2 separate regions of the Homo sapiens genome follow, and region 1 is linked to region 2. Evidence: read pairs that join two places in POLR2A ChIA-PET (ENCODE). Cell type or tissue: A673. All regions are shown on one strand.

The links. ChIA-PET counts read pairs that join two places held together with the same protein. Peaks named below come from ENCODE experiments on the same cell type or tissue, not always from the same donor. Only the 100,000 strongest peaks of a DNase experiment are listed, where the experiment ranks them.
Region 1: POLR2A ChIA-PET joins it to region 2 with 10 read pairs; 3 of 35 experiments call an interaction of 5 or more read pairs at or near these places.

Annotation. Positions count from the first base shown.
Region 1 is chr15:32,030,084-32,035,083 of GRCh38, forward strand. CHRNA7 (cholinergic receptor nicotinic alpha 7 subunit) reads left to right here and starts at 432. Exons shown (of 10, transcript NM_000746.6): 1 at 432-566; 2 at 815-954. The coding sequence starts at 512. It overlaps LOC124903441, which reads right to left and starts at 513. Exons shown (of 3, transcript XM_047433397.1): 1 at 474-513; 2 at 1-305. The coding sequence starts at 513. RefSeq lists an enhancer at 491-1,056. In A673, a CTCF peak has its summit at 197; a DNase peak (open chromatin) is centred at 368; H3K4me3 peaks cover 1,041 bases; H3K27me3 peaks cover 900 bases.
Region 2 is chr15:32,082,295-32,087,294 of GRCh38, forward strand. The region is part of intron 2 of CHRNA7 (cholinergic receptor nicotinic alpha 7 subunit); the gene reads left to right. Among named protein-coding and RNA genes, the nearest start is that of CHRNA7, 54 kb to the left of the region's middle. In A673, no CTCF peak of the experiment used is centred here; no DNase peak of the experiment used is centred here.

The DNA of each region.
Region 1 (5,000 bases), 52 kb before region 2:
CCGGTCGCTGGCGTGGAGGAGGGAGTCCGGGAAGACTGGACCCCAGAATTGTCCCGGCTTTCTCCCGAGTGCCCAGCGCAGCTTCTGGCTGAGAGCGGGAGCGGGCTGAGTGGGGACAAAGAACGCAAGGGAGAGGTAGAGCCTGGCCTTGGGCAGCCCCTGGCCTGGCCAGAGGCGCGAGGCCGAGAGCCCGCTCGGTGGAGACTGGGGGTGGAGGTGCCCGGAGCGTACCCAGCGCCGGGAGTACCTCCCGCTCACACCTCGGGCTGCAGTTCCCTGGGTGGCCGCCGAGACGCTGGCCCGGGCTGGAGGGATGGGGGGGCGGGGACGGGGGCGGGGGCGGGGCTCGTCACGTGGAGAGGCGCGCGGGGGCGGGCGGGGCGGGGGCGCGCGCCCGGCTCCTTAAAGGCGCGCGAGCCGAGCGGCGAGGTGCCTCTGTGGCCGCAGGCGCAGGCCCGGGCGACAGCCGAGACGTGGAGCGCGCCGGCTCGCTGCAGCTCCGGGACTCAACATGCGCTGCTCGCCGGGAGGCGTCTGGCTGGCGCTGGCCGCGTCGCTCCTGCACGGTAAAGCCACTGCCTCCCCGCCCTCCACTCCTCCGTGGGATCCCGGGCACATCCCGGGCGCCTCTGTGCGCCCCGCGCCTGGGCCAGGTTTGGGATCTCCCCGCCGCCGGGGAGGGGCAGCGGGGGCGCTGCGGGGGCTGCTTGTCTGGGCTGCACCGGGTGGGCGGCGGGGGACGCCGGCAGGAGGGAGTCGGGGGTACCCCCGCCGGCCTGCCCTGAGCCCCCTGCCCGGGTCTTCTCTCCTTAAGTGTCCCTGCAAGGCGAGTTCCAGAGGAAGCTTTACAAGGAGCTGGTCAAGAACTACAATCCCTTGGAGAGGCCCGTGGCCAATGACTCGCAACCACTCACCGTCTACTTCTCCCTGAGCCTCCTGCAGATCATGGACGTGGTGAGTCCCGCCTGGCTACAGGGCTGCCCTCTCCCCTTCCTGGGCTCCGAGGGGCTTTTTAGACAGCGTCGGGCGGCCAGGCGGTGGAGCTCGGCTGGGGCACTCTAGTTGGCCCCAAGCTAGGCAGGGCCATGCTCTGAGTCTGTCCCCAGCCTGCCCTCTCCTGAGTGTCTCATTTCTCGGTTTCCCCTCCAGCCAAGGAGGGACCTGGTAAAGCTTATTCCATCACCCTGGCCACCTGTGCATGGTTACTTGGGTCCCACCTTTCTCTCAGGTTAGAAACTCAAGCATCCTGAGCTGGGACTCAGTAGCAAGAACAGGTGAAGTTCACTTTTTAATCTCCCTTATGGTGTAAGTGTTGACTTGCATTCCAGCATTGTCAATTTAGCCACTTCTAGACTTTTCTGCCGCCTATGGTATGTAACTTCTTTGGTGGGGGCCTGGCCCTGAGCTTTGCAGCTGGCGAATCTATCCAGGCAGAGGGCAAGAGGGCCAGCTGTGAACTTTCACTGTGACCCCATCTTAGGAATGGGCATGCTTTGCCTTCCTGGTGAGGACAGGTACTGGGAGTCCTGCTCCGAGGACTCAGGGTTCCCCGTCAGGAATACATGTGTCTGTCCCTCCAGGCAGCTGCCATCAGTTCCGTGGGTCTCTTGCCTTGCAGCCTTGCTAGTGCCCACTTCAGTTAGCCAATCTGTGTAAACTTGCCTATTGTTCCTCTATGCTGCTTTGGATATTCAATATTCATGGTATATTCTCCATACAATACAAATACTTCACACAAGTGTTTAATTCATTATAAGTGGGTTTGGTGTCTTGTCTATACGGAGTATCGGATTCTATTGTGGAGCACCCTGGAGTGTGGCAGGGTGGGGCACAGGGATAATAATGTTCATTGGGAGGGAGAGCATGATGGGAAAGAGGTGAGAGAATAGCCACAATTACTGGTTAAAAAAGAAATAGTGCTAAGAGCTACCTGGCAAAGTGGAAAAAGGTAAGAGGTGATATTTCATAATCCTACAAATAAACAGTTACCCGCACTATCATGTTGATGAATGGTATATCACTTAACCTAGTTAAAATTGCCATCATACATTGCCTCCTTTCCAACGCTACACTCGCCTCAAATGTGTTCTTCCTCCTACAGACAGAATCATGCTTTAAAATATTGAATGTATATGTGATGATGTGGAAAAGTTATCATGAGAAGAGCTGTAGGGGAAGGCAGGTTCAGTCTCATGTGTTGCAGAGCAGCAAAAGTTGCTGTTTATGGAGCAGTTCCTCAGTTGCTTTAAAGAGCTCAGGATTTGTACTTGGGATCTTCGGTGGGTTCTGTCTGTGTTGGTTTCTGGATGGCTGCTGTTAGGTAAGTTTCTTAAGCATCTTGAGCCTTGGCTTTCCGGCTAATAAAATGCACACTGTCAGTCATTGTGATCAACTAAAGAATATGGAAACAACTTGAAGAGACCTTAAAGCTAGATATGTGATTATGGTCATTTTCATGCAGAAACCACATGAAAAAGGACCAGGCAGCAGAGCTAACACACCCCGCAAGTGGTGTGTGACAGGGTGAGAAAGGGACAGTAGCCCCCTCTTCCCCCATTTGTCCAGGGTCAACTCCAGCCAGGCTGTCACACTGTTTGTGTCTGCTCCACAGCTGTCTCTCTTGGAGTGGGTGACCCTGTATTGCCTGGATGGGGGTGATGGTGTAGTAGCCCCTCAGTAGAGGAACAGGAGGAAGTCAGTAGAACAGGCTCCTGAGGTTGCAAAGGCTGCGGCAGCACCTTTTGGAGAAGAGACCACTCGCGGAGAAGCTGCAGGCTTTCTTCTGGGAACTTCTTCTTTAAGAGACTCTTAAGAAACCAAGTTATTATGAGGAGCTCTGAGTCTTAGGAGAAGTTTAGGCATAAGTTAGTGTTATACTACATGAACATTTAAAATAACTTTTGTCATGTTAGAAAATTACAAAAATAGCACATTGGCACTTTGTGTCAATGACATTCCAGTGTCCTTAGGAAATGCATGTGAAGAAGGCTGTCAGCAGCCAGAGGTCATGGGAAGGGGGCGGGAGAAAGTTTATCTCTCACCTTAGCCGTGGTATTGGCTGTGAACACATTGAACTTCCCAGCCAGGCAATGCTATGTTCATGGAGTGGCCTTGAACAAACTCACTTACCTTTCTAAGCTCTGTTTTCTCATGTGTTAAATGAGAATAATAATACCTGCTTCAGAGGGTTTTGAGAGGATTAAATGAGAGAAAGTGCTTGCCCACACTGGTGATTCACTGAAGGTCTGCTCCATCTTAATTATGTAACTACTCAACTCAGAGGTCAAGAAGTCCATGCCTAGAAGGGTGTGGTCACATGCCCAAGGTCACTCTGTGATTAGAGGTAGGGCTATGAGGAAAACCAACATCGGACAAGTCCTTTGTCTTTCATCTGCTGCTTCCTTTAGACTTGGTAACTTCGGCAGAACAAAGTCATTTAATTTATTTAAACTGGGTGAATTGTAACTAATTTAATGTGACTTTCCTGAGATCCTGGATGAAGCCGAAGTCTCTATCAGACATAACAAAATATGCAAACATTTGTATTCCAGCCTTACTTGGCTCTGCCTGGTTTTTGAAGCAGAGCCAGGTCTCTCCAGCTGAAATCTCAGCGCTCTGGACAGAGACACAATGGTTCTCATAAAGGCTTCGTGTGGCAAAATCTTGGCTGGTATAGATTCTCTTTACACATTTGTTGCCCATTTTAACTGGACTGTTCTAGAGACCATAGTAGTTGGTTTTCCTACTCCCAAATATTGTTATTGATTGCTTTTGTTTGTCAGCAGAGATTCCTGACTGGAGTGATAGGAAGACACCATATGATGTTACATATTTGATTTTTGTGAAAGATCATTTACTCTTTAATCAATTTATTCCACACATGCTATTGAGCTCCTGTTGTAGACTTTGACAAATTCTGAGAATTAACAGAAAGATGAGGGATTATTTTTCCTTTCAGAGATCTCATGAGCTGGCTAGGGAGATTAAAAAGTAAATCCAAAATTACATGTGATGAAATTTAACATAAATATCTATACAAAGTGCTAGAAAACATTGTGTTCAACTAGAGCAGCTGAGAGTGGCTTCAAAGAGATGGTGGTTAGAGTTCTAAAGATGAGAAGGAGTTTGCCACTGAAAGTAGGAAATCTTTTCCAGGTTGAGGAAAGACTGAAAGTGCAGTGGAGGACAGCTCACTTTCAACAAGGTGTGTTTTATGGGACACTGGCAACCTGTTGATCTTTACTACAGGTTTTGCTGCAAGACTTCTCAGAAAATTTATGCTATGTTTTTTGAGACATTCTAAAAGACCAATATAGTACTGACCAAACTACTGATAGTTTTATAGACCCTTTTGTAAGAATTATATGCTCTAGAAGCACACCTTACAAGGGGGAGGCTATGATTTTTCTTTGGTAGGAGGTGCTAGATGAGTGTGGGGACAGTAAGGTTGCAGTGTGTGAGGCGTCCTGAGTTCCTCTGCAAGTTTGCATTTCACCTGGCCCTAGTCTAGGCATCTCTGAGGGCATGAGGAGGCAGTGTGCCAGGGGTTTTGTGAAGCTGTAAGACCAGCCTGCCATAGCATATTTTCCTAGAAAAGGAAATAGTCCAAACCATGATATTTGTATTAAATTCAAGTATAAATTATAGATTGGAGTGAAAAAACTTTGCATACATTTTAGAGGTACAACATGAGTCCTCAAAGGAATTGCTTGACCTGCTGTTATTCAACAGGCTCCTTCATGAAGCACTAGGCAGAGGGGGAAGATATGGTGGGTCGTTAAACAGGGGAGGGAAGTAACCGAATCTCTGCTTAAGCAGAAGATGCTGAGAGCAGTGAGTGTGAGACGGGTCAGAGAGGAGAGAAAGGTAACGGACAAGGAGGTTGAAACTAGGATGGCCACTGTGGGAATGTGGAGAAGGGGGCAGATTTAAGAGATGTTTTGGATATATTGTCTATGATCTATAACTGTGTGTATAAACATCATGAATATACATCAATA
Region 2 (5,000 bases):
CCACCTTCTTCTTTTATCTAGGACTCCAATTATATGATTATTAGATTTTTTTTGTAGTCCCATAAGTCTGACTTTTTTTTCAGTTTATTTTACCTTTGTTTTTCAAATTGAGTAATTTCTATTCTATCTTTGTGTTCACAATCTCCACCTGTAATTCTTAGTAAAGCAGGTTATATGTAAGATGAGAATGTTTTAGAGAACAACTCAGCATGAAAATAATCAGATCATATTTGTGGCAATACAGGATGTAAAATATGGGGATCATAGAATAGAACTTAACAGTTCTTTCAACAGTTGGATAATGCAATTAGTACAACTTTATGCAATGTCTTCTTTCCACTGTATATCTTATTTTTAATATGATTATTTTGAAAAAACATACTAATTATATAATATTCCATTTTATGTATAAGCAATGATGTATTGCTGGGCAGTTAACTTTGTTGATAATATTGCAAGCCCTATAAATAACATTATAATGAACATCTTTGGGTTTCTATTTTTGTTAATGATCACTGTTTTTTAGTATAATTTCTTAAATGTGAAATTAGTAGCTCAGGCTGGGCATGATGGCTCATGCCTGTAATACCAACACTTTGGGAGGCCGAGACAGGTGGATCACTCGTGGTCAGGAGTTCAAGACCAGCCTGGCCAACATGATGAAACACTGTCTCCTACTAAAAATACAAAAATCAGCCTCGTGTGGTGGTGCACACCTGTAGTCCCAGCTACTTGGGAGAATCTTTCATGATAACCTGACTTTCTATAAAATATAAATTAGGACAAATGTATTCCTTGGTGCTATGGTTTAAATGTGTCCCCCAAAGTTCATATGTTGGGATCTTAATTCCTAATGCAACAGTACTGGGAAGTGGGCCTAATAGGAGGTGATTAGCTAATAATGATTAATATTGTTATTGTAGGAGTGAGTATTGTGAGAGGGGGAGATAAATTATCTCAAGAGTGGATGTGTTAAAAAAGTGAGTTTGGTCCCCTCTTGCTCTCTCTCGAGTACTCTCTAGCCCTTCTGTCTTCCATCATGGGATGTTGTAGCAAGAAGCCCCATTGCCAGATGCCAGCACTTTGAAATTGGACTTCCCAGCCTCCAGAACTGTGAGAAATAAATTTCTTTATAAATTACTCCCTTCATGATATTCTGTTACAGCAACACAAAACAGACCAAGACACTTTATCAAATTGCAAAGAAACATTGTTGTTCTAGGTTATAATAAATGTAAAAACTAGTGCAAATTTATTTTGGGCTACATGTGAAGGGATGAGATAAGGAGGGTGGATGGTGTGGGACAGAAATTCAACTGTTAACTATTATATAGATTCAAACTTGGACGTCATCTACACATAGCAATTTATTCCTAGCCAGTTCAGGGTTTATAATGAAAAAATATTTCCCTGACATATTAAGTGGCTCATATATAACAAAAGGTCATTTATGAAGGAAGGAATTACTTTGGAAATTTATGCAAACTATTTAATCACTTAAATTATGAAAAAGTTCCAACGCAATTTGGTTCCTGATTTTGTGATAGGAACATTTTTCTTGGTAATTGGTGTAGTGGCCTCATGTCAGGAGTCACTTCATTCTCCTTTTCAGAAGAAGAAAAGGGTTTATGAATGGTCTGTATTTGATTTTTTAGCACCTCACTATTCATCAGTATAAGCCCTAGATTAGATGGGCAATGGAATTTTGGGCTGAAGAAGGGAGAGGTATAGTTTTCCTTGTGTTAAAACTCTGTTTGATTAATTAGAATGAACTGCCAAGGTGTTTCTGGACACCAGTAATTTATTATCTTCCTACAAGTCTATAAGAGAAGGATTAGAGCCTAAAAGTCTGTATGGAACTCGCTATTTATAAATTTTACAGAAAAACAAACATGTTGGAAAACTGCAAGTTTAATCAGATTCTACAGGACTTCTTAGAATCCTTGTGACAGCAATATGAACTAAGAATTGGTAGGAGGGGTTATAGTTCTTTCTGTTTAATGTCTGTAATTTACATAGGGCTCTCTTAGACCATAGATTTAGGGTGACCCCAGCCTGGTTTCACAAGGTAGGACTTCCATTGAATTCTCTCTCACCAGTGTGTTCCTCGTTTGGAGTTCAGCACTGGGGACTGACTGGGCGGCAATGTGCATGAGCACATACAGTCTCAGAACATGCACTTTGGGCAAAGAGCAGAGCCCCTTTAGGTCAGGGTTGGATTTACCGTGGTGGCTCCAGTAGAGGACTGAAGCTTTGGCATATCATGTTCAATGTTCCTTCCTCTCCATCAGATATTTTTAATAAATGTGCAAGTCTTTAATAAATGTGAATCACCAGTGGTGGACATTTTGTCCAAGAATTGTCCTGAAGAGGAAGACAGTTTGGACCAGCTGCCCTGGGAAACTCCTCAGGCTACTTTACTCGAGTGCAGCCTCGCTGACTGCTCATGCTAGTGCATTAGAAGGTGGCCACGAGGACAGGCTGGCGCTGCCTGCACGGCCTGCACTCATACCTATGCTCATCGGCTGACCTCTGACTCTTTTTTTTTTTTTTTTGAGACGGAATTCTGCTCTTGTGGCCCAGGCTGGAGTGTAACGGCACGATCACAGCTCACTGCAACCTCCGCGTCCTGGGTTCAAGTAATTCTCCTGCCTCAGCCTCCTGAGTAGCTGGGATTACAGGCACCCACCACCACGCTCAGTGAATTTTTGTATTTTTAGTAGAGCTAGGGTCTCAGCATGTTGGCCAGGCCTCGAACTCCTGACCTCAGGTGATCCACCTGCCTTAGCCTCCCAAAGTGCTGGGATTACAGGTGGGAGCCACTGCACCCGGCCTCCCCCTAATTCTTATATTTCAGCAACATGTCCCTGTAGGTCACTTCTAGTAGTCTTTGCTATTTAAATAAGCTTAGGAGCATCTGCAAACTTAGAAAGTTTCCTGCCTTTGAGATAATTTATAAAAATATCAATGTTGATTCTGGCAGAAACCCCCCATGTAGGCCCTTTATCCCAATTAATGTTTTTCAAACATTAGAGTGCCTGACATTGTGATAGATCATTAGCCGTCTCTGCTACTTTATATATTTTCTGTATCTTTATCCTTATGCATACAAAGAAACTTAGCACCATATTCCATTCATTCTAAGATGCACATTAGTTTCACATTTTAACTTTTTTATTTAAAATCGGGCATGTCTTACAGTTGAATAGCATCTTAGATTTGATGACATGTGAAACTAGAATAAATGCTTAGAGGATTAACAGTGGAATTGGAATTATCCCTTGAGTGTATGTTAAAAATAACCTGAAAAGAGTTTGTATTTAAAAGTATTTTCAGAGTTTCAATTATGCTGACTCCAATTTTTGTATCCCATTCTTCTGAATTCAGTTTCTCCTTCCAGGAGGACACCTGATAGTAATTACTCCAATGAAGTAGTGTCAGTAATGACATTGTCTTTGTTTATCTGAAAAACGTTTTTCTTTTAACTTTACTCTTGGACGGCAGTGTAGCTGGTCTTAGATTCCAAAGTTGAAGTCCATAATTACTTTCCATAATTTGAACATGTTACTTCATTGATTCCTGGCTGCTCTTATTGTGGCTTGCCATCTGCTCCCTGGCCAGTCGTTGTTACCCTGTGGATAAACTGTTTGATTCTGTACTTTTAAGATATTCTTTTTCATATTCTATCGTTTTACTACAATGTGACTTAGTTAATTTTAAAATTATAAATAAACATATTATAAATAAACTCCCTTGTAATATCTTCAAGTTTTCTTTAAAGATAAACACTTTTGGCCAGGCACGGTGGCTCACGCCTGTAATCCCAGCACTTTGGGAGGCTGAGGCGGGCAGATCATGAGGTCAGGAGATCGGGACCATCCTGGCTAACATGGTGAAACCCCGTCTCTACTAAAAATACAAAAAATTAGCTGGGCCTGGTGGCAGGCGCCTGTAGTCCCAGCTACTCGGGAGGCTGAAGCAGGAGAATGGCGTGAACCCTGGAGGCGGAGGTTGCAGTGAGCCAAGATTGCACCACTGCACTCAGCCTGGGTGACAGAGCGAGACTCCATCTCAAAAAAAAAAAAAAAAAAAAAAAGATAAACACTTTTATTTTTCAAGTTTACTTTAACAGCTATCTTTAAAGAAAACTTGAAGGTACTGCAGGGAGTTTCCCTGGAGGCCACACAGTTTCCCCTGTGAGTATCCTCTTGCATCAGTATGATGCTGTTTGTTACAATTAGTAATTGGATATTCATAGATATTTTAAACTGAGGTCCGTACTTTATTCACATTTTATTGGCTTTTTAAATCCCATTTCCTGTTTCTGTTCCACGATCCCATCCAGGAGTCCATGTAGCATTTAGTCCTTGTGTCTTTTTAGGCTCCTCTTCATTGTAACAGTTTTTCAGCCTTTCCTTGTTTCTGATGATCTCGACAGTTTTGAGTAGGGCACTGGTCAGATATTTTGTAACATGTCTCTTCATTGGGATTTGTTGGATGTTTTTATCCAAGTTAGAATGGAGTAATGTGTTTTGGGGTAGACAGACAGCAGAGTATTATATGTTATCATATCATATCCAGGGTGCATAATATCAATATGACTTACTGTTGCTGTGGGCCTTAATCAAATGGCTTAAAATGGTATTCGTCAGGTCCCTCGACTGCAAAGTTACTCTTTTTCCCCTATTTATATACTGTACTCTTTGGAAGGAAGTCACTATGCACAGCCCAGGAAGTCACTATGCACAGCCCAAATTAGGGAGTGGAAAGTAGTGTTTCACCTCCATGAAGGCAAAGTGTCTACATAAATTGAAATTCTTCTTCATGGAGAGTTTGCCTCCTTCACCCCATTTATTTATTTAATCATTTATTTATGTTAGTGTGGACTCAGCAGTATTTATTTTATATTTTGGAGTGTAATCCAGTATTACCTTATTTTGTTGTTCAAATTGTTTACTGTTTTTTACCACTAGGTACTTGTTAAATTTGCTGCAGTATCC